Regions from separate parts of the Homo sapiens genome. Here region 2 is linked to region 1. A link is an interaction called in ENCODE POLR2A ChIA-PET data of the cell type or tissue named here. Cell type or tissue: CD4-positive, alpha-beta T cell. All regions are shown on one strand. Region 1 overlaps MLXIP (MLX interacting protein). Region 2 overlaps KDM2B (lysine demethylase 2B).

Region 1 (2,500 bases):
GCCCTTTCACAAGATTTGCAGATAATTTCTATTACACATACAAGTTAATCTGGTGAACAACATTCACTGATGTAACTGGCTAATAACTGGCTAATAATGGCTTCGGAGTATTCTGTAAAAGGAGTCTGTATGTATACCATTATCTCACAATTATCTGGAGCTTAATTTAGTTATCCAGAAGTAAGTAAAAGTAATTCAAGATAGATAACAAAGGTCTGTGCACTTGACTCAGAGGAGAGTCTCTAAACCCTCACTAAGTTAATTACCCTTGTTTTACACTCAATTTAACAAGTTATGCAAACCAATAGAAAATGGGAGACACCAGACAAAAAGGGAAACTCACTGCTGAGCAAGTGACAGCCAAAAGCCTAGAGGAGATGATCATTCAAGTTGAAAACCTAACTCATGAGAAAGTCTGGGACTGTTGAACAGAGAATTCAATATACCTTAACAATGAAAGATTACCACAATAATGCAATAAATAATATTCAAAAATATGTTTCTAAATAATCAAAAGTTATGTTCAATATGTTCAAGAAAGCAGCAAAAATGAGTATGCATTTGAGACAGATTTCTACTTCCCATTAAAAATGGTTAATTTTGTAAAAGAGATGATTAAACAAAATAAACAGTGATCTAGAAAACTGGTTAATATCAAAGGAAGCTCTATTCCTTAAGAGAGGGGCAAATTAGGTATTTTTACAAACACATTTTAATAGCAAGCCAACCTTAATCCCATAAAACTCAAAGGACTGACCTAAAGAAGTCATTTTAGATCCATTCACAGATTCTTCTGTGCTCCTCAAATGGTACCACAGAGGTGCTTCCCAAGTCAGTCTGAATAACTAACCCTGTAGATAAGGTCATTTCATCTTGCCACCTGACCACCCAGCTCTGTTCACCAGGTCTACACTCCTCCTGCACTGCAGCTCCATCTTTGAGAAAAAAAAAACACTTGAACTTGGCTGTCTGGGGCAGAGACCTGACATGTTTTTGCACTCTGCATTTCCTCCTTCCTGGCTCTTCAAATGTCGGGGTATAACCACACTGCACTTGGAGAGCTATTGATTCAAATGCAGAGAAACGAAGTTCCTGACTTGGGGAGGAAATGTAGTCTCCATCTTCTCACTACAAACACCTTTCCATGTGAGCCGCCTCCACCCTCCCACCCACCAAGGGAGTTCTCCTAATGCCCTAAACTCCTTCAGGGCTGGGATTTCCACAAATATATTTGGATATGAGGACTATTCCTCATATAGCCACACAAATAGGAAACCAAGGAGGCGCAGAGGTAGGACAATGCAACCTAAGTTGGCATCAGAAAGCCAAAGCCCTGAGGCTCTGCTCCTCCCCCTGAGGGAGTTCAGCAGAGGAACTGTTCTCTCTTGCTGGTTATTTGTAGCCTGAGGCATCATACACATGATAGGGACAGACATCAGACCAAAAAGGTCATTGGGGAAATCAGCCCGGGCTGCAGGGACAGCAGGTGGGGAACCTGACCACAGCAGGCGGTCTCATGTCTGGAACAGGCTAGGGCCAAGTGAGGCTGGGGCCACCAGTGCGCAGCACGATGCCTGGAAGGGCAATGCCCCCAGGGCATTACCAAGAGGCAAGGCTGGCTGCAACAGCTGGGGTCCAGGATGCCCGCTGGCTGCCAACAGCTGGGGTCCAGGATGCCCTCTGGACCAAGAGACAGCAATCTGCTTTGCAATAGTTTGGTTTTTGTGTTTGTTTGTTTTGGGGTTTTGTTTTGGTTTGTTTTGGTTTTTTTGGAGACATGGCCTTGCTCTGTTGCCTAGGCCAGCTGAAGTGCAGTGGCACGATCATGGTTCACTGCAGCCTCAAACTCCCCAGCTGACGCCATCCTCCTACTTCAGCCTCCCAAGTAGCTGGGGCCACGGGCACATGCCACCATGACTGGCTAATTTTTTAAATAATTTTTGTAGAAGATCTTGCTATGTTGCCCAGGCTGGTCTTACACTCCTGGGCTCAAGTGATCCTCCCGCCTTGACCTCCCAAAGTGCTGGGATTACAGGCGTGAGCCACCACGCCCAGCTGCTCTGCAGTAGTTAACTCACTGTCCTAAGACGCTGTTCCCGCTGCTCCTGCTGAGCAGGGAGGCAAAGGGAAGTGGTTTCTTCTCTGGAACCAGTGGTCCTCCTCCCAGCCCACCCCCAGGATCAGCAGCAGAGGTGGAAGAAGAGAAGCCAATTTCAGAGCACCGGAGCGACGCAAACCACACCAACTGGCACTTTATTCAAAACAATGATGGCTTTGTCAAGCACAGCCCAAGAGCCAGCTGAAAAACCTGCCCTTCCCTCCTAATTTCTACCCTCAAGTCCCCGTGACTTTGAGGCACCATGTTAAAAAGGAGGAAAAAAATTACACAGAAACCAACATCAGCCAACCCATGTGACCTGACAGAAGGCAGGCCAGCTGCCCTTCCAGGATGACACATTGCTGGAGCTGGCTGTTCTGCAGCCATGGGTCGCCTACTGGG
Region 2 (2,500 bases), 610 kb after region 1:
TGAAGGCATCAAGGTCTGGAGGTTGGTTTTGTTTGCTTCGCTGAGTACGTAGTTAAATTTGTGAACATTAGAGGATCCGTAGTGCCACCGCCCAGCCCTCCCAGAGTGCTTGGTAGGAATTAAATGAGGCACAGTGGCTTACCCCTGTAATCCCAGCATTTTGGTAGGCTAAGGAGGGAGGATTCCTCGAGGCCAGGAGTTTGAGACAAGCTTGGGCAACATGGCATATACCCTGTCTGCACAAAAAAATTTAAAAATTATGGCTGGGCGTGTTGGCTCACGCCTGTAATCCCAGCACTTTGGGAGGCCAAGGCAGGTGGGTCACTTGAGGTCAGGAGTTGGAGACTAGCCTGGCCAACATGGCAAAATCCTGTCTGTACTAAAAATACAAAAATTAGCCCAGCGTGGTGGTGCACACCTGCATTCACAGCTACTCGGGAGGCTGGGGCAGGGAAATCGCTTGAACCCAAGAGGCAGAAGTTGCTTGAGCCCAGATTGCGCCACTGAACTCCAGCCTGGGTGACAGAGTAAGACTTTGTCTAAAAAAAAAAAAAAAATTTAGCCAGGGAGGGTGCCATGCACCTGTGGTCTCAGCTACTTAGGAGGCTAAGGCATGAGGATCACTTGATCCAGGTGGTCAAGGATGTAGTGAGCTATGATTATACAACTGCACTCCGGCCTGGGTGACAGAGCAAGATTCTGTCTCAAAAAAAAAAAAAAAAGAAAAAGTTTGTGTGTGAGTCCCCGACGCTCTGGACAAGTGCTAGATGTCATAACTGTGATCATGGGTGATACATACGTGGAAGTCACAGGGAGGTATGTGATTTGCTTTGTTAAAGAAATTTTGTAGAGGGCAGAGGGGAACGTTGTGTGTTTCGTGGGCCCCAGGGGACCCTAGTGACTTGGTTTCTATTGAATGTGTGGGTGGTGGTGGAGTCAATGGCCAGGCGCTGACTTTGTGGAGTGTGATCCTTGCTGGACTATGTCTGCTGTTCAGCTGTCTTCAGAGACCTCCCCTTCCCCCTGGGCTAATATGGATGCTTTGTTTGGCCACAGAACGTCCTGAAGGAGCACGCAGATGATGACCCTAGTCTGGCCATCACTGGGGTCCCTGTGGTGACTTGGCCAAAGAAGACTCCAAAGGTAAGACGCAGCCTGCCTGCAGCGGGCGGCCGCTTCCCACCTCCTTCCCACCTCCTGTAGGGTGAACAGCCGCGACTTTTTGGGTAGCTATGGGGCCTCCTGAGATGAAGGCACCGCAGTTAAGATGAAGGATTTTGGTGATTTGTTCCATGTTTTTGTTTTTAAAAGGGGGTTGCTTTACCTAGCTGTGGGAACTGCGAACAGTGCCGCCTGGTGGTCACTTGGAAAACTGGGGGGTGCTGACACCTCGCCTTTCCCTGTGGTTAGGTGGATTTTCTGTCTCTCCTTCCCTCACTCCCTTGCTTCTTCCCTTCCTTTTCCCTTTTCCTTTAATTGCTTCATGGGCTGTCTTCTCCTCTTTTGAAAGGAACTTTTTCTCAGTGTGTAAAACTGGTTGATGCTCAACATAAAAATGTCTAATCGGTCGAGCGCGGTGGCTCACGCCATAATCTCAGCATTTTGGGAAGTCTAGGCGGGTGGATCACCTGAGGTCAGGAGTTCGAGACCAGCCTGGCCAACATGGCAAAACCCCGTCTCTACTAAAAATACAAAAAATGCGAGCATGGTGGTGCACACATGTGGTCCCAGCTACTTGGGAGGCTGAGGCAGGAGAATCACTTGAACCTGGGAGGTGGAGGTTGCAGTGATCAGAGACTGCACCACTGCACTCCAGTCTGGGCTACAAAGTGAGACTCTATCTCAAAAAATAAAATAAAATAAAATAAAAAAAAAATGTCTAATCAAACGGGAAAGGACCAGGACATGAGGAAGAGGAATAATGGCTGTATTGTTGAGGACTTTGTAGGAGCAGTTTGTTGTCTGGACCTCCACAGCCCTTATCTTATTTACGCTTCAGCAACTCTGTGGGGTAGACAGTTGTGACTGTCATTTTACAGATGAGGAAACTGAGGCTTGAAAAGGTCAAGTCACCCGTTAGGACAGCCAAGTACACAAAGATCGGTCAGTTTGGCAGCAGAGGCCAAATTTTCATCCAGTGCTCACCTCAAAGTCCACCATCCAGAGAAAACAGTTTTGGTGAGCACCCTTCCAAAGGCGGTCCTAGGTGGGATACATATGTATCAGGTCATCTCTGTACCATCCGTCTGCCTCCACGCAGCTTCACTACTTCCTTGGACAAGTTACATAGTGTCCTGAGCCTTACTTTCCTTGATTATAAAGATGGGTTATACCAAGACTTTCTTCAGTGGTTGTCAGAACTAAATGAGATAAGGCATGCAAAACCCTTCAGACAAGGGCTGACCTGAGGTTAGTGCACTCTAAATATTATTTGTGACTTCAGTAGCCCCAAGAGGTATTTTGTTAATTTCTGATTTTTTTGGGGTTTTTTTTGGCTATT

The links. ChIA-PET counts read pairs that join two places held together with the same protein. Peaks named below come from ENCODE experiments on the same cell type or tissue, not always from the same donor. Only the 100,000 strongest peaks of a DNase experiment are listed, where the experiment ranks them.
Region 2: POLR2A ChIA-PET joins it to region 1 with 8 read pairs; 1 of 35 experiments calls an interaction of 5 or more read pairs at or near these places.

The regions. Positions count from the first base shown.
Region 1 is chr12:122,098,513-122,101,012 of GRCh38, reverse strand. The region is part of intron 1 of MLXIP (MLX interacting protein); the gene reads right to left. Among named protein-coding and RNA genes, the nearest start is that of MLXIP, 21 kb to the right of the region's middle. RefSeq lists enhancers at 1,746-2,399, 2,400-2,500. In CD4-positive, alpha-beta T cell, no CTCF peak of the experiment used is centred here; a DNase peak (open chromatin) is centred at 1,012; H3K4me3 peaks cover 430 bases; H3K27ac peaks cover 2,193 bases.
Region 2 is chr12:121,493,222-121,495,721 of GRCh38, reverse strand. KDM2B (lysine demethylase 2B) reads left to right here. Exons shown (of 23, transcript NM_032590.5): 12 at 1,057-1,143. Among named protein-coding and RNA genes, the nearest start is that of MIR7107, 50 kb to the right of the region's middle. In CD4-positive, alpha-beta T cell, CTCF peaks have their summits at 1,124 and 1,325 (motif pointing left); a DNase peak (open chromatin) is centred at 1,351.